2 separate regions of the Homo sapiens genome follow, and region 2 is linked to region 1. Evidence: read pairs that join two places in POLR2A ChIA-PET (ENCODE). Cell type or tissue: CD4-positive, alpha-beta T cell. All regions are shown on one strand. Each heading gives the region's core, and the rest is flanking DNA. Links, peaks and the distances in the headings are about the cores only.

Region 1 (8,734 bases), core at 1,725-5,724:
GACAGCTGTTTTCTTGCTGCCATTAAAAAATAATGAAAGGAAGGAAGACAAGGAGAAAAAAAATTAAGGAGATTTGAAAACAAATGTCATAGGGTGTTAGGCCATTATGTGGTTCCTAAAATATGGCTATTCTATAATCTAAATAACTTACTTCATTGTCCAAACTAACTGCTTTGATACCATCTATTCATTCTTAACACAGTCAGTATCAAAAATTAACATTCCCACTTAATTGAGCTCTGAAAGACAACTCCACATAATTTAAAACTTCTTGAGGACTTCAATCTTGATAACCTACAGAAAATGACACTGAAGAAGCTATGATATCTAAATGACATTTAGGGTTCACTTGCAAGTTGTTTAAGGTATACTCCTTTTAATTTTAGGATTTTTCTTTACAAGAATTTTTTGGTAATTTTCGTTAATTACATTTTCATTCCTAGAGAGCAGATTATATACTCAATGAAGGGAGGGACCACTGAATCCTCAAGCAGCTAACATAATACAAGGAACATGGTAGGTGCTTGAAAAAATAGGCCGGGTGCAGTGGCTCACGCCTGTAATCCCAGCACTTTGGGAGGCCAAGGCAGGTGGATCATGAGGTCAGGAGTTCAAGACCAGCCTGACCAACATGGTGAAACCCCACCTCTACTAAAAAAAAAATATAAAAATTAGCCGGGCATGGTGGCACGCGCCTGTAGTCACTAGGGAGGATGAAGCAGGAGAATCGCTTGAACCCAGGAGGCAGAGGTTTCAGTAAGCCAAGATGGCACGACTGCACTCCAGCCTGGGCAACAGAGGGAGACTCTGTCTCAAAAAAAAAAAAAAATTAATTAAAAATAAAAAATAAAAATAAAATAATAATAATATCAGTAAAGGCCAATTTCTAATTGCTTGTTTGGAAAATTACCTACCCTCAAACCTCTCAATGCCACAGAATATTTTCTGGCTTGCCCCAAAAGCTGAACTACTGTCAACTGCCATAGAGAAAGGGAGTCCTTCTCTACCCATCCATCCCATTCCCCAGTGCAGAACTAGTCATATGCCCTAGCTTATAAACTACTCATATTACCCCAACAGCACTTCTCAACCTAATATAATTGTATAATTTTTTCTCAGTTACTGTTCACATGAGGAAAGGGGGTTTGTCTTTGTTTAACTGTATTACTAGCAATATGCAATTAGTATAGCATAAAACGTATTTAATTTGTTGAATAAATGAATATAGGAAATTTCTGTCCCCAAATCAGTAAGAATTGAAAAATACTTGAGAACTCAGTGAACCAAATAGATAGATAGGTAACAGTCTGCCCTGCCAATTCTACTACTCCTTTCAGGGAAAATGAAGAAATTTCAACCTCCAAGATTTTACTTCTATAGGTCCGACCTCCATCCTCAAGGCTTATTTAAAGGAAGTAATAATTACTTTCTTTATAGTTATTTGCATTCCTGAGCCCCAACCTTAACTCAAATCTTACCTTAGGTTTCCCCACATACTGAATCCACAGTTTTATCGTTATCATACTTAAAGACTGTTCTAGCAGATTTCTAGCAACCAGTCCTTAGTAAGATCTGCTACAGGAAACAGAAAAGGCTCCAGTGTCTTCTAAAGTACTCAGTTCTATCAAATTAAGAATTTAAGTCAGATGTTGACTATAATATCACTTTAATTGATTTTGCTTTTTCAACCCATAGAAGCCACTTACTCATTCCTTCAGGGAATATGCCAAGTTGGTAGACTTTAGCAAAGAGTAGAAGAAAGCCCTAAGGTTACTGTAAATACTCATCTCTTTACTCAAAGTAGCTGGCACATAAAATTTGGGAGGAAGGGAAAGTAACAATCAACAAGTTCCCAGAATTAGAGTTATGAACACCAAGAATGTGTCATGAAATTATTTAAGGTTAAGCGCTATCTTAAAACAGCACAACAGCAGAAACAAAAAGTGGCGAGGCGTGGTGGCTCATGCCTGTAATCCTAGCACTTTGGGAGGCCAAGGCAGGAGGATCGCTTGAGCCCAGGAGTTCAAGACCAGCCTAGGCAACATAGCAAGACCCTGGCGCTCTCTCTCTTTTTTTTTTTGAGACGGAGTCTCGCTCTGTTACCCAGGCTGGAGTGCAATGGCACAATATTGGCTCACAGCAACCTCTGCCTCATGGGTTCAAGCAATTCTCCTGTCTCAGCCTCCCAAGTAGCTAGGACGACAGGCACCTGCCACCACACCCAGCTAATTTTTTTTCGTATTTTTAGTAGAGACGAGGTTTCACCATATTGGTCAGGCTGGTCTCAAACTCCTGACCCCAGGTGATCCACCCACCTCAGCCTCTCAAAGTACTGGGATTACAGGCGTGAGACACTGTGCCCAGCCCCTGTCTTTTTTTTTATTTTTTTAATTAATTAAGAGTTTAAAAAAAAAAGCCCCTGGCTTCACAACTTCATGATTATTAAATTATCACTAATCTAGTTCACCAAAAGACCAATATATTCTTGATTTTCCTTCTTTTTTTTTTTTTTTTTGAGACAGAGTCTTGCTCTGTCATCCAGGCTAGAGTACAGTGGCGCGATCTCAGCTCATAGAAACCTCCGCCTCCCAGGTTCAAGTGATTCTTTTGCCTCAGCCTCCCGAGTAGCTAGCATTACAGGCATGCACCACCACAGCCGGCTAACTTTTTGTATTTTTAGTAGAGACAGGGTTTCACCATGTTGGCCAGGCTGGTCTTGAACTCCTGAGCTCAGGCAATCTGCCCGCATCGGCCTCCCAAAGTGCTGGGATTACAGGTATGAGCCACTGAGCCTAGCCTTATTCTTGATTTTTCTAAGCAAGACACTCATAACTGAATATCTGAAAGCTACTGAATTTTTAAAACTGCTTTTGTCCCAGACACTGACTGGTGCTAGAAATATAATTTACTAAAGACAATCCCTTTTTCTAATGATGAATAGTGACTGCAACAGCTTAGCGAGCAATTTTAATAAGTATGGTAAATGTTATGAGGAGAAAGCCCTAAGTTCTAGGAGTACAGAGCAAAAGCACCTAACCAGGTCTGGAGTTAAGGTGGGGCATGGGTAGGTAGGGATGCACTCCCTTTCCCTAGAGGAATTGTCTCTTCATATACATAACATTTTTCAAAAATTAACTGAATGAAGGAGAAACAAAATCTATCTACTTCCTTTGCTTATTATCTGGGAAAAATACTAATTTGGAAGAAAATGAGTAAAAGGCAAGACCAGTAACAGTATTTTTAAAATGTTTAGCCATTTTTCAGAAAATTAACATAGCTCCTGGTAAAATATTCTTATTAATATTAAAATAGGCTGTGCGCCGTGACTCACGCCTGTAATCCCAGCACTTTGGGAGGCTGGGGCGGGTGGATCACAAGGTCAGGAGTTTGAGACCAGCCTGGCCAAAATGGTGAAAGCCCGCCTCTACTAAAAATACAGAAATTAGCCGGGTGCAGTGACTCACATCTGTAATTGCAGCTACTTGGGAGGATGAGGCAAGAGAATTGCTTAAACCCGGGAAGTGGAGGTTGTAGTGAGCTGAGATCATGCCACTGCACTCTAACCTGGGTGACAGAGCAAGACTCCATCTCAAGAAAAAAAAAAAAAAAAAAAAAATTAAAATAATAAGATGACAGATAAAGAATCACTTGCTAGATGGTATGAAGAGGTTTTTCAAAAATGACAAATTTAGAACGGATAATATTTTTCCTACCAAACTGATTAGCTTTCCAGGCATCCCACAAGAGGTACTGAAACATATCACCTTCTAACATGTAATAGTAATGCTTAATTAAGGAGCTAGGAAAAGGGATGTAGGTAGAATTCTTTTCCCTGTAGTTGATAATTGCTCTGCCTTGGAGATAACAGAAAATTCCTTAAAAAAATAGTCTGTCAAATATGACCCTAAATTGTTTCTTTGCATGGGGAATCACTTCTTTTGACAGTAATGCATCTATACAGTCCTAGATGGCTATAAACCAGTTTCTCTGAGACAGGATTAAAGAGAGACTTTGTATTCATACACATCTCTATTTTTAGGTATATATTATTTTCTTTTTTATCAGCTTACATCGTGCTTTGATATATATTATTTTCTAATATCCAAAGTTACTATTTACTTTTTGGAAAAAAACTAACAGTAATATGTTTATTTTCTATTTTTTAATCTTGGGGAGTAATTTCTCAAAAGGACAGGATTGTTCCCAACTCATCAGGTTATCTTATTTTATTGCTTAAGTTTCAAGGTTTCCTTACTTGTCCCTTTCTGTTTACTCCAATTATTCCAGCTGTGGCTTCATGAGGTGCAGTAACAAAAATTGTTTCTCCACTGATTCTATTCATGTAGATGCAGGTACCAGTCTCAAGATCATAGAGGTGGATATAACCATACTTGGTTATCAAGAACACCACATCATGCTTTTCACTGATCTACAGAAAGAAAATCAACACTTTAGTAAAATAATGAATCTACAAACAGAAAATAAAAACATTCAGTCTAATTCCATTTTAGAGATGGTAAAATTCCAGAACAAGAGGGTTATTTGAAAAATTATAAGCTAATATTTAAAGTTTCCTTCATTTCTACAGCACATTTAAATATGGATATCCCAAGCTCTTATATAACATGAAACTGATAAGAGGAAAGACAATTCAAAACTTAGATAGCACAGTTTACGTATTACAGGGATACCTCATTTTACTGCACTTTGCAGTGCAGATGAATCTTTACGAATGGAAGGTTTATGGCAACCCTGCATCGAGCAAGCCTATTGGCACTATTTTCCAACAGCATGTGCTCTCTTCAGTGTCTCTGTGTCACGTTTTCATTAATTCTCACAATATTTCAAACCTTTTCATTATTGTATCTGTCATGTTGATCTGTGGCCAGTCATCTTTGATGTAACTATTATTTTGGGGTGTGATGAATTGCACCCACATAAGACAGCAAACTGAACTGATAAATATTGTGTGTGTTCTGACTGCTCCACCAACCAGCTGTTCTCCCGTTTCTTTCCCTTTCCTCAGGCCTCCCTATTACCTGAGACACAACAATATTAGGCCAATATAATAACTACAATTGCCTCTATGTGTTCTACCTCTCTTTTTAAATCGAAAGCTAGAAGTAATTTTAAGTTTAGTGAAAAAGACATGTCCAAGGCCAAGATAGGCTGAATGGTGGGCCTTTTGACCTAGCCAAGTTGTGAATACAAAGGAAAATTCTTGAAGGAAATTAAAGTGCTACTCCAGTGAACACATGAATGATAAGAAAACCTAACAGCTTTCTTGCTGATATGCAGAAAGTGCACTGGTGCAGTGGCTTACAAATGTAATCCCAGTCTCATTTTCTCACATCTAAGAAACCTACCACAGACAAAGTCAAACTCTAGGTACTTGCCATATTGAGATAATGTTTTGCAGGCCAAAGAGAAATAAAACGATTCTACTTTTGAATTTATGTAACTATCTAAATGAGCAGTTTTTTTCTCTTTTAAAATGTTATAGGCCAAGTGCAGTGGCTAATGCCTGTAATCCTAGCACTTTAGGAGGCCGAGGTGGGTGGATTGCCTGAGCTCAGGAGTTCGAGACCACCCTGGGCAAAACAGTGAAACCCTGTCTCTACTAAATACGGAAGAAATTAGCCAGGCATGGCAGTGTGCACCTGTAGTCCCAGCTACTGGGGAGGCTGAGGCAGGAGAATTGCTTGACCCCGGAGGCGGAGGTTGCAGTGAGCCGAGATGGTGCCACTGCACTCCAGCCTGGGCGACAGAGTGAGATTCCGTCTCTAAAAGAAAAATGTTATACACAGCTGGGTGCAGTGGCTCATGCCTGTAATCTCAGCACTTTGGGAGGCTGAGGCAGGTGGATCACTTGAGGTCAGGAGTTCGAGACCAGCCTGACCAACACGGTGAAGCCCTGTCTCTACTAAAAATACAAAAAAATTACCCAGGTGGGGTGGTGCGCGCCTGTAATCCCAGCTACATGGGAGGCTGAGGCACAATAATCACTTGAACCCGAGACGTGGAGGGTGCAGTGAGCTGAGATTGCGCCACTGCACTCCAGCCTGGGTGACAGAGCGAGACCGTCTCAAATAAAAATACAAATAAAAATGTTATACACTAGCCAGGTGCAGTGGTATGTGTCTGTATCCCAGCCACAGAGGAGGCTGAGGCAGAAGGATCACTTAAGGCCAGGAGTTTAAGACCAGCCTGGGCTGGGCATGGTGGCTCACGCCTGTGATCCCAGCACTTTGGGAGGCCAAGGTGGGCAGATCATTTGAGGTCAGGAGTTCAAGACCAGCCTGACCAACATGGCGAAACCCCAACTCTACTAAAAATACAAAAATTAGCCAGGTGTGGTGGCGGGTGCCTGTAATCCCAGCTACTCGGGAGGCTGAGGCATGAGAATCGCTTGAATCCAGGAGGCAGAGATTGCAGTGAGCTGAGATTGCGCCACTGCACTTCAGTCTGGGCAATAGAGAGACTCAGTGTCAAAAAAAAAAAAAAGACCAGCCAGGGCAACACAGTGAGACATTGTCTCTAAAATATTTTTTAAGTAGCCAGGCGTACTGGCATGTACCTGTAGTCCTACCTACTCTTAGCTACTCTGGAGGCTGAGGCAAGAGGATCAGTTGAGCCCAGGAGTTCCAAGGCTGCAGTGAGCTATGATCACAGCACTGCCTTCCAGCCTGGGCAACAGAGGGAGAACCTATCTCTTTAAAGAGGGAGAGGGAAAGGGAAAGAAAGAGGGGGAGAGAGGAGGAGAGGGAGAGGCAGAAGGAGAGGGAGAGGAGGCCGGGCGTGGTGGCTCATGCCTGTAATCCCACCACTTTGGGAGGCCGAGGTGGGTGGATCACGAGGTCAGGAGATCGAGACCATCCTGGCTAACACCGTGAAACCCCATCTCTACTAAAAATACAAAAAATTAGCCGAGGGTGGTGGTGGGTGCCTGTAGTCCCAGCTACTCGGGAGGCTGAGGCAGGAGAATGGCGTGAACCCAGGAGGCGGAGCTTGCAGTGAGCCGAGATCGCACCACTGCACTCCAGCCTGGGCGACAGAGAGAGACTCTGTCTCAAAAAAAAAAATAAATAAAATAAATAAATAAATAAATAAACAAATAAATAAAATAAAAGATCCAACCAGCTACAACATTCTCTTAAGCCAAAGCCTAATCTAGTTTAAGGCCCTAACTCTCCTCAATTCTGTGAAGGCTCAGAGAGGTGAGAAAGCAACAGAAGAAAAATTTGAAGGTAGCATAAGTTGATTCATGAGGTTTAAGCAAATAAACCATCTCTATAACATAAAAGTGCAAGGTGAAAAACCAAGTACTGATGTAGAAACTGCAGCAAGTTATATGGAAGATCTAGCTAAGATCATTGAAGGTGGCTACACTAAACAACAGATTTTCTCTACAGAGAAGTCAATGCCTGGCTTTAATGGACAGGCTGACTCTCTTATTAGGAACTAATGATGCTGGTGACTTTAAGGTGAAGCCAATGCTCATCTGCTATTCCAAAAATCCTAGGACCTTCAAGAATTATGCTAAATCTACTTTGCCTATGCTATAGAAATGGAACAGCAAAGCCCTGATGACAGCACATCTGTTTACAGCATGGTTTACTAAATCTTTTTATGCCTACTGTTGAGACCTACTGCTCAGAAAAAAAAAGATTCCTTTCAAAATGTTACTGCTCATCGACAATGCACATAGTCACCCAAGAGCTCTAATGGAGATATACAAGGAGATTAATATTGCTTTCATGTCTGCGAAGACAGCATCCACTCTGAAGCCTATGGACCAAAGAAGTAATTTTGACTTACAAGTCTTCTTATTTAAGAAATATTATTTCATAAGACCACAGCTGCCCTGAACAGTGATTCATCTGATGGATCTGGGCAAAGTAAATTTAAGTGAATCTGGAAAGGATTCACCACAGTAAATTTAAGTAACGGTCAATCTGGAAAGGATTCATCATTCTAGATGCCACTAAGAACACTGATGATTCATGGGAGGAAGTCAAAATATCAACATTAAAAGGAGTTTGGAAGAGGCTGATTCCAACCTTCATGGATGACTGAGGAGTTCAAGACTTGAGTGGAGCAAGTAAGTGGAGATGTGGTAGAAATAGCAAGAAAACCAGAATTAGAAATAGAGCCTAAAAATGTGACTGAATTACTGTAATCTCCTAGTAAAGGAGCTGCTTCTTAAGGATGGGCAAAGAAAAGAGGTTTCTTGAGATAAAATCTACTGCTGGTAAAGGTGCTGTGAACATTGCTGAATGACAACAAAGGATTTAGATTATTACAGAAACTTAGCTAATAAAGCAGTGGCAGGGTTTGAAAGAACTGACTCCAATTCTGAAAGATCTACTGTGGGTAAAATGCTATCAAACAGCAATGCACAGAGAAATCTTTTGTGAAAGAGTCAATTGATGCAGCAAACTTCTTTGCTGTCTTATTTTACGAAACTGCCACAGCCACCTCAACCTTCAGCAACCACCACTCTGATTATTCAGCAGCCATCGACATTGAGAAAAGACTTTCCACAAGCAAAAAGATTACAACTCACTAAAGGCTCAAATAATCATTAACATTTTTTAGCAATAAAGTATTTTTAAATTACAGTATGTATACTGTTTTTCTAGACAATGCTATTTCACACTTTACAGTAGACTACAGCATAGTGTTAAGTGTAACTTTGATCTGCACTGGGAAACCAAAGAATTCTTATGACTCA
Region 2 (10,483 bases), core at 3,084-7,083, 690 kb before region 1:
ATTTAAAATTCTAAAACCCCATTGCATTTTCCAAGGTTTCCCATATTCAGTATCCTTAAAAAAGTTTATCATCTTTTTTCCTGACTTACTCTTTTTTTTTTTTTGAGACGGGGTCTCGCTCTGTTGCCCAGGCTGGAGTGCAGTGGCGCTATCTTGGCTCACTGCGAGCTCCGCCTCCCGAGTTCACGCCATTCTCCTGCCTCAGCCTCCCAAGTAGCTGGGACTACAGGTGCCCGCCACCAGGCCTGGCTAATTTTTTGTATTTTTAGTAGAGACGGGGTTTCATTGTGCTAGCCAGGATGGTCTGGATCTCCTGACCTCGTGATCCGCCCGCCTCAGCCTCCCAAAGTGCTGGGATTACAGGCGTGAGCCACTGCGCCCAGCCTTTCCTGACTTATTCTTACATTCTCTGTCTACATAATAACATAATCCTTGAAGTTTCTCGGTACTGGCTGTGTGCGGTGGCTCAAGCCTGTAATCCCAGTCAAGGTGGGCAGATCACTTGAGGTCAGGAGATCAAGACCAGCCTGGCCAACATGGTGAAACTAAAAATACAAAAATTAGCCAGGTGTAGGCCGGGCGCGGTGGCTCACGCCTGTAATCCCAGCACTTTGGGAGGCTGAGGCGGGTGGATCACGAGGTTAGGAGATCGAGACCATCCTGGCTAACACAGTGAAACCCTGTCTCTACTAAAAATACAAAAAATTAGCTGGGCGTGGTGGCGGGCGCCTGTAGTCCCAGCTACTCGGGAGGCTGAGGCGGGAGAATGGCATGAACCTGGGAGGCGGAGCTTGCAGTGAGCAGAAATCGTGCCACTGCACTCCTGCCTGGGCGACAGAGCAAGATGCCGTCTCATAAAAAAAAAAAAAAAAAATGAGCCAGGTGTGGTGGTGCGCACCTGTATTCCCAGGTACTTGGGAGGATGAGGCAGGCAAATTGCTTGAACCTGGGAGACAGAGGTTGCAGTGACCTGAGATCATGCCACTGCACTCCAGCCTGGGTGACAGAGTGAGACTCTGTCTCAAAAAAAGAAAAAAAAAAGCTTCCCAGTACTGCTTCTACTCTCAGTCTAGCTTCAAGTTCTACTGACCCTCTGGATATTTCCCAAATTTAGCTCCTTTTCTTGTAGTAGCAGGCTATTGCTTCCAGATTTGTTCTGTTCTCTTTGTTATTGGTAGAGTGAGCTATCTGAATTATATCTCACTGTGTTTTTTTCTCGTCTGCCTGCAGTTTTTATCTGAGTTGTATCTGACTGTGTCCCTTCCTTATGACAGGACAGAGTCTCTGTGACTTGGTCTTGCTGCCTCTCTAGGTTTATCGTTTGCTACTCCGTGCTTTGCTGTAGTAAGATACTTTTATGATACATTTTTATACTTCATTGTACTTTGAAGCAAACTGTAATTTCTGACCAGCATATCCTTGTTCATTTTGCTTGGTTTAGCCTTTAAAATTTAATGTAATTATCTTCATCTGGAAGAATTCTCTGTTTTCTCTAGCATGGGTCAAAGGTACCATTTCTGTGCCTCTATTGTGATTGTGGTACTGATCATGTAATAGTAAAGGGTGTTTATTTCTTTGTTCTTGTAGATAGAGATTGTTCCATATAGTGAAAAAAAGTTTTCAATGCATAAAATAAAGTAATGGCTCAGTAATTTTTTTGTTTTTGATAATAAGTATCTAAAAATTTTAGTTTGTTAATATCATCTGTTTATGAACTATTTTCTTTTTAAATAATGACAAAATCCAAGCTAAACTTGAAGACTGTTCTCCATATGGATAGAGATGTGCTCAAGGAGTACAAATAATATAATTTTTATCACAAAGGAGATTAATGTATTGCTGCTGAAAACATTAATGCCAGAATCCAGTGGCATTTAGCTTACCTGCTAATTTGAAATATTTGTTACTTCTTTGCCCCTGCCTAAAATTTGTATGCCTATATTAAAGTTTTGTCTTTTGAAAATTGAATGTTAAGAATTTTGGCTTGGCGTGCTGGCTCATGCTTTTAATCTCAGCATTTCTGGAGGCCAAGGTGGGAGGACTGCCTGAGCCCAGGAGTTCAAGACCAGCCTGGGCAACATGGCGAGACCCATCTCTTAAAAAAAAAAAATTATACTTATTTTCTAAATTAGATTTGAAAATATTAGAATTATGACTAAATGTCATAGAGTTTTATTTAACCAAAAAAGAAGTGTAATGCTTGCCAATTTTTCTTTTTTTTTCTTTTTATTTATTTATTTTTTTGAGACAGAGTTTCGCTCTGTTGTCCATGCTGGAGTGCGGCGGCATGGTCTTGGCTCAGTGCAACCTCCATCTCCCAGGTTCAAGTGATTATCGTGTCTCAGCCTCCCAAGTAGCTGGGATTATAGGCATGCACCACCATGCCCAGCTAATTTTTGTTTTTTTTGTAGAGATGGGGTTTCGCCACATTGTCCAGGCTGATCTTGAACTCCTGGCCTTAAGTGATCCGCCTGCCTTGGCCTTCCAAAGTACTGGGATTATAGGCGTGAGCCACTGTGCCTAGCCTCAATTTTTCTTAGGAGCCAGGTTGAAAAAAATTATGAGACACCTCTTTTCTCTCCTGATTTCTTACCCATCTTCTGTTTCTGAATTGCAGTTACAGATGTAGAGCTAAAACGACTGAAGGATGCTTTCAAGAGGACCTGTGGACTCTCATATTACATGGGCCAGCACTGCTTCATCCGGGAAGTGCTTGGGGATGGAGTGCCTCCAAAGGTTGCTGAGGTAATCTTTTTGTTCTAAGTTTTCCTTTGAGGTAGTTATCCACCTCCACCAGCCTAAATTCCTGAGGGGCCTTCTGCTCTTAACAGATTTAATCTTACCTGTAGTTATTTTTCTTCCTGAGTGGGTAAACAATGTTTTGTTTTAGATGTCAACGTGGCTGTGTTCTTAGAGGTCAAGTGGGAGTACTACAGAGCTGTAATTCTGTTTCTTTTGTACTTTAGAGCTTTAATAGCCACTGATTATGATCATAGGAACATTTCCATGATTGGCTTCTTATTCTTAGAAAGTTAATCTCTGTGACATAAAAATTTTTATGTTGCAAATATGTTTTATAAATTTTATGTTAAAGAAAATTTTCTGTATAGTAAAACATAGTTAATTCTATAAAATTAAATGTTGTAAATGAAATACTAACTTATTGGGACTTAATTAAATTTTTATTTAAGTTCTACTAAAATGTTTAGGTAGAAATAAAATGTGCTAAGTTGATATATTCTGTTTCTAAAAATAATATGTTTAACCGGCGCCACTGTGCGTCCCTGTAGTCCCAGCTACTCAGGAGGCTGAAATAGGAGGCTTGCTTAAGCCCAAGAACTCGAGTCCAGTCTAGGCAACATAGTGAGACACTGTCTCTAAAAAAAATAAAATAAAAGTTTACTATTTTGTAGTTATGTACACAGATGTACATTTTGTCATTCTAAATGAGAAATAAGAATAAAATTTATTGGCTGGGTATGTTGGCTTATGCCTATAATCTCAGCACTTTGGGAGATCGAGGCAGGAGGATCACTTGAGCTCAGGAGTTCCAGGCCAGCCTGGGCATAGTGAGACCTCATCTCTACTTAAAAACAGCAACCAAAAAAATTAGCAGACATGATGGTGTGTGCCTGTAAGTCCCAGGTACTCAGGAGGCTGAAGTAGGAGGATTGCTTGAGTCCAGGAGTTTGAGGCTAGAGTGAGCTATGATTGCACCACTGCACTCCAGCCTGGGTGACAGTGAGACCCTGTCTCAAAAGAAAAAAAGAATAAATTTTATAAGATAATAAAAACTATGGCTGGGCAAGGTGTCTCACACCTGTAATCCCCGCACTTTGGGAGGCCGAGGCGGGTGAATCACGAGGTCAGGAATTCGAGACCAGCCTGGCCAACATGGTAAAACACCATTTCTACTAAAAATACAAAAAATTAGCTGGGCTTAGTGGCGGGTGCCTGTAATCCCAGCTACTCGGGAGGCTGAGGCAGGAGAATTGCTTGAACCCAGGAGGCGGAGGTTGCAGTGAGTTGAGACTGTGCCACTGCACTCCAGCCCGGGCAACAGAATGAGACTCTGACTCAAAAAAAAAAAAAAAAAATAGGAATTTTAGGCTTGGTATATTATATAGAACCATTCTTTGCCATTTTTAATTAACCCTAGTTTCTATTTCTTTTTATTTTCTTTTTTTCTTTGAGACAGAGGTTTGCTCTTGTTGCCCAGGCTGGAGTGCAATGGCATGGTCTTGGCTCATGGCAAGTTTCGCCTCCCAGGTTCAAGCGATTCTCCTGCCTCAGCCTCCTGAGTAGCTGGGATTACAGGCTCCCACCACCATGCCCAGCTAATTTTTTGGTATTTTTAGTAGAGACGAGGTTTCACCATGTTGGCCAGGCTGGTCTTGAACTCCTGACCGCAGGTGACCTACCCGCCTTGGCCTCCCAAAGTGCTGGGATTGCAGGCGTGAGCCACCATGCCTGGCCTTCTCTAGTTCTTTTAATTGTGATGTTAGAGTGTTGATTTTAGATCTTTCCTGCTTTCTCTTGTGGGCATTTAGTGCTATAAATTTCCCTCTACACACTGCTTTAAATGTGTCCCAGAGATTCTGGTATGTTGTGTCTTTGTTCTCATTGGTTTCAAAGAACATCTTTATTTCTGCCTTCATTTCGTTATTTACCCAGTAGTCATTCAGGAGCAGGTTGTTCAATTTCCATGTAGTTTTGCAGTTTTGAGTGAGTTTCTTAATCCTGAGTTCTAATTTGATTGCACTGTGGTCTCAGAGACAGTTTGTTGTGATTTCTATTCTTTTACATTTCTGAGGAGTGCTTTACTTCTAATTATGTGGTCAATTTTAGAATAAATGCGATGTGGTGCTGAGAAGAATGTATGTTCTGTTGATTTGGGGTGGAGAGTTCTGTAGATTTCTATTAGGTCTGCTTGGTGTAGAGCTAAGTTCAAGTCCCGGATATCCTTGTTAACCTTCTGTCTCGTTGATCTGTCTAATATTGTCAGTGGGGTGTTAAAGTCTCCCATTATTATTGTGTGGGAGTCCAAGTCTCTTTGTAGGTCTCTAAGGACCTGCTTTATGAATCTGGGTGCTCCTGTATTGGGTGCATATATATTTAGGATAGATAGCTCTTCTTGTTGAATTGATCCCTTTACCATTACGTAATGGCCCAAGATGGCCGAATAGGAACAGCTCTGGTCTGCAGCTCCCAGCGTGATCGATGCAGAAGACGGATGATTTCTGCATTTCCAACTGAGGTACCTGGTTCATCTCATTGGGACTGGTTGGACAATGGGTGCAGCCCACGGAGGGCGAGGTGAAGCAGGGTGGGGCGTTGCCTCACCCAGGAAGCGCAAGGGGTTAGGGGATTTCCCTTTCCTAGCCACGGGAATCCATGTCAGACTGTAACTAGAAAAACGGGACACTCCTGCCCAAATACTGCACTTTCCCCAAGGTCTTAGCAACCAGCAGAGGAGATTCTCTCCCGTGCCTGACTCAGCGGGTCCCATGCCCACGGAGCCTTGCTCACTGTTAGCGCAGCAGTCTGAGATCAAACTGTGAGGTGGCAGCCTGGCTGAGGGAGGGGCATCCACCATTGCTGAGGCTTGAGTAGGTAAACAAAGCTGCCAGGAAGCTTGAACTGGGAGGAGCCCACTGCAGCTCAGCAAGGCCTACTGCCTCTAGACTCCACTTCTGTGGGCAGGGCATAGCTGAACAAAATGCAGCAGACAACTTCTGCAGACTTAAACGTCCCTGTCTGACAGCTCCGAAGAGAGCAGTGGCTCTCCCGGCATGGCATTTGAGCTCTGAGAACGGACAGACTGTCTCCTCAAGTGGGTTCCTGACCCCTGTGTAGCCTAACTGGGAAACACTTCTGAGTAGGGGCCTACAGACACCTCATATAGGCAGGTGCCCCTTTGGGAAGAAGCTTCCAGAGGAAGGATCGGGCAGCAATATTTGCTGTTCTGCAATATTTGCTGTTCTGCAGCCTCTACTGGTGATACCCAGGCAAACAAGGTCTTGAGTGGACCTCCAGCAAATTCCAACAGACCTGCAGCTGAGAGACCTGAGTGTTAGAAGGAAAATGAACAAACAGAAAGGAATAGCATCATCATCAACAAAAAGGACATCTACACCAAAATCCCATCTGGGGGTCACCAACATCAAAGACCAAAGATAGATAAAAACCACAAAGATGGGGAGAAACCAGAGCAGAAAAGCTGAAAATTCTAAAAATCAGAGTACCTCATCTCCTCCAAAGGATCGCAGCTCCTCGCCAGCAACAGAACAAAGCAGGATGGAGAATCACTTGACGAGTTGACAGAAGTAGGCTTCAGAAGGTTGGTAATAACAAACTTCTCCGAGCTAAAGGAGTATGTTCGAACCCATCGCAAGGAAGCTAAAAAACCTTGAAAAAAGGTTAGACGAATGGCTAACTAGAATAAACAGTGTAGAGAAGACCCTAAATGACCTGATGGAGCTGAAAACCATGGCGCGAGAACTTCGTGATGCATGCACAAGTTTCAATAGCGGATTCAATCAAGTGGAAGAAAGGGTATCAGTGATCGAATATCAAATCAATGAAATAAAGCAAGAAGACAAGGTTAGAGAAAAAAGAGTAAAAAGAAATGAACAAAGCCGCCAAGAAATATGAGACTATGTGAAAAGACCAAATCTACGTTTGATTGGTGTTCTCTTGGCAAAAGCCCTACAAGCCAGAAGAGAGTGGGGGCCAATATTCAACATTCCTAAAGAATTTTCAACCCGGAATTTCATATCCAGCCAAACTAAGCTTCATAAGTGAAGGAGAAATAAAATCCTTTACAGACAAGCAAATGCTGAGAGATTTTGTCACCACCAGGCCTGCCTTACAAGAGCTCCTGAAGGAAGCATTAAACATGGAAAGAAACAACTGCTACCAGCCACTGCAAAAAGTGATGGGGAGAATGGAACCAAGCTGGAAAACACTCTTTAGGATATTATCCAGGAGAACTTCCCCAACCTAGCAAGGCAGGCCAACATTCAAATTCAGGAACAGAGAACACCACAAAGATACTCCTCAAGAAGAGCAACCCCAAGACACATAGTTGTCAGATTCACTAAGGTTGAAATGAAGGAAAAAATGTTAAGGGCAGCCAGAGAGAAAGGTCGAGTTACCCACAAAGGGAAGCCCATCAGACTAACAGTGGGTCTCTAGGCAAAAGCCCTACAAGCCAGAAGAGAGTGGGGGCCAATATTCAACATTCTTAAAGAAAAGAATTTTCAACCCAGAATTTCATATCTAGCCAAACTGAGCTTCATAAGTGAAGGAGAAATAAAATCCTTTACAGACAAGCAAATGGTGAGAGATTTTGTCACCACCAGGCCTGCCTTACAAGAGCTCCTGACAGAAGCACTAAACATGGAAAGAAACAACCGGTACCAGCCACTGCAAAAACATGCCAAATTGTCAAGATCATTGATGCTATGAAGAAACTGCATCAATTAATGGGCAAAATAACCAGCTAACATCATAATGACAGGATCAAATTCACATGTAACAATATTAACCTTAAATGTAAATGGGCTAAATGCCCCAATTAAAAGGCACAGATTGGCAAATTGGATAAAGAGTCAAGACCCATCAGTGTGCTGTATTCAGGAGACCCATCTCACGTGCAAAGTCGTACATAGGCTCAAAATAAAGGGATGGAGAAAGATCTACCAAGCAAATGGAAAGCCAAAAAAAGCAGGGGTTGTAATCCTAGTCTCTGATAAAACAGACTTTAAACCAACAACGATCAAAAGAGACAAAGAATTTTTGTATTTTTTGTAGAATCGTGGTTTTGCCATCTTGCCCAGGCTGGTTTTGAACTCCTGAGCTCAAATGATCCTCTCCCACCTTGGCCTCCCAAAGTGTCAGGATTACAGGTGTGAGCCACTGAGCTTGGCAGGGCTGGTAATTTTGAAGCTTGAATTTAGTTTTAGTGGGTGGATAGACTCATGGAATGGATGATCTATATTCCACAACTGCAGGGAGGTCAAGTTAAATAATGGGATTTATAAACAAGGTAATTAGTTGCAAAGCTAGGGAAGGGTCAGTGCATATGACCCTTGTGAGTTCTTTTTCAAAATCCTATGGAGAAAAAAAAATCCTATGGAGAGCTTGGACCTTTAAGTCTGAGTAAACAGAGCATCATTATTCTTGGTGAGATTCTGAAATTAATGTTTTGAGATATCATAGCAGTATTTTAACATCAGTATATCTATAAAGAAAGCTACAGGACTACACAAGCTGCCAGTTGTAGATGGAAAGAACTTTATTCCCTAGCTAATAATGTTTTGTTTTAATAGTAAAAGTAATAACATATATTTTTTAAGAGCAAGGAACGATATTTTTGGGATTTTATTATAAAAGGTTCATGCACTTAAAAAGGATAACCACTTTAGAATATATTATATAAGGAAGCAATGTAAATTTCTAAATTATTTTCCTGAAAACAGTAGCTTTATATTTTTAGAGCAAAAGAGAGATTTATCTAGGATTAATGGAGCTCCAATTTTTACTTCCGAAGACTTACTGTTATACATTCCAATGCAGAGAATATTTTAGGTGAGGAATAAGAACTCATGGCAGTTTATACTTTTTTTTTTTTTTTTTTTGAGATGGAGTTTTGCTCTTGTTGCCCAGGGTGGAGTGCAACAGCATGATCTCAGCTCACTGCAAACTCCGCCTCCCAGTTTCAAGCAATTCTCCTGCCTCAGCCTCCCAAGTAGCTGGGATTGCAGGTGCCCACCACCACGCCTGGCTAATTTTTGTATTTTTAGTAGAGACGAGGTTTTACCATGTTGGCCAGGCTGGTTTCAAACTCCTGACCTCAGGTAATCCACCTGTCTCAGCCTCCTAAAGTGCTGGGATTACAGGTGTAAGCCACCATGCTCGGCCATTTATACCTTTTAGCACTTATGTGCATATCTCATTAGACATACTGTTTTGAGGATAGATTAGTGTACTTAATATTTTTATGTTCTTCTAGGCTGGGCGCGGTGGCTCATGCCTGCAATCCCAGCACTTTGGGAGGCTGAGACGGGCAGATCACCTGAGGTCAGGAGTTTGTGACCAGCCTGGCCAACATGGTGAAACCCCCATCTGTACTAAAAATGCAAAAATTAGCTGGGCGTGGTGGCGGGCTCCTGTAATCCCAGCTACTTGGGAGGCCAAGGTAGGAGAATTGCTTGAACCCAGGAGACAGAGGTTGCAATCAGCCAAGATCACGTCACTGCTCTCCAGCCTGGGCAACAGAGCAAGACTCCGTCTCAAAAAAAGAAAGAAAGAAACAAAGAAAATATTTTTATGTACTTCTAATCTTGCTTATAATCGTAACCATGTATTACTTGAATAAAATAATGAACAGAATTTGAGGGGATTGAGAAAACAAGGTAAATGGAAAATAAATGAAAAATGTATTCTACTTGAGATTAGTCTTTTTCTGAACCAAGGCCACTATGTTTTTTTTGAGACAGGGTCTCACTCTGCCACCAAGGCTAGAGTGCAGTGGTGCAATTTCGGCTCACTGCATCCTCGACCTCCTGAAGTCAAGCAATCCTCTCACCTCAGCCTCTCAAGTAGCTGGGAATACAGGTGCGTGTCACCACGCCCAGCTAATTTTTGTGTTTTTTGTAGGGATGGGGTTTCACCATGTTGCCCAGGTGGTCTTGAACTCCAGAGCTCAGGTGATCACCCTGCCTCGACTTCCCAAATTGCTGGGATTACAGATGTGCGCTACCATGCCTGGCCTCACCAACTCTGAATTGTCTAGTGTTTTTATTTTCTTTAGGGTGCCACCTCCTCAGAACATCTACTCCTCTCAAACAAATTTAATAACAAAACATTTCTATGTAGTATTTTTTTTTTTTTTTTTGAGATAGAGTCTTGCTCTGTCACCCAGGCTGGAGTGCAGTGGCGCAATCTTGGCTCACTGCGACCTCCAGTTCCCAGGTTCAAGAGATTCTCCTGCCTCTGCCTCCCAAGTAGCTGGGATTATAGGCATGTACCACCATGCCCAGCTAATTTTTTGTATTTTTTGTAGAGATGCAGTTTCGCCATGTTGCCCAGGCTGGGCTTGATCTTTTGGGCTCAAGCTATCTGCCTGTCCTAGCCTCCCAGGGGACTGGATTACAAGGCATGAGCCACCACGCCTTGCCTGCGTCCAACAATTTTAGCCAACATTGTTTTTCTCTTATCCTAAACTCTCTTTCAAGCATTAAAGCCTGAATCTGTAGTACATAGCACAACATTTTATTAGATAATGGCCCATTCACTAATTGTTCATGTACGTCTTGTCTAATCTTATTCATGTAAATCTTGAGACCGTCTCATTTCTGTCTCCCAGGCTGGAGTGCAGTGGCCCGATCATGGCTCATTGTAGCCTCGACCTCCCAGGCTCAAGCGATTTTTCCCACCTCAGCCTCCCAAGTAGGTGGGACACAGGCATGTGCCACCA

What was found. ChIA-PET counts read pairs that join two places held together with the same protein. Peaks named below come from ENCODE experiments on the same cell type or tissue, not always from the same donor. Only the 100,000 strongest peaks of a DNase experiment are listed, where the experiment ranks them.
Region 2: POLR2A ChIA-PET joins it to region 1 with 5 read pairs; 2 of 35 experiments call an interaction of 5 or more read pairs at or near these places.

What each region holds. Positions count from the first base shown.
Region 1 is chr17:59,651,549-59,660,282 of GRCh38, reverse strand. It overlaps CLTC (clathrin heavy chain), which reads right to left. Exons shown (of 32, transcript NM_004859.4): 6 at 4,256-4,429. Among named protein-coding and RNA genes, the nearest start is that of CLTC, 36 kb to the right of the region's middle. In CD4-positive, alpha-beta T cell, for the core only: no CTCF peak of the experiment used is centred there; a DNase peak (open chromatin) is centred at 3,482.
Region 2 is chr17:60,337,743-60,348,225 of GRCh38, reverse strand. It overlaps USP32 (ubiquitin specific peptidase 32), which reads left to right. Exons shown (of 34, transcript NM_032582.4): 2 at 2,618-2,745. Among named protein-coding and RNA genes, the nearest start is that of USP32, 49 kb to the left of the region's middle. In CD4-positive, alpha-beta T cell, for the core only: no CTCF peak of the experiment used is centred there; no DNase peak of the experiment used is centred there.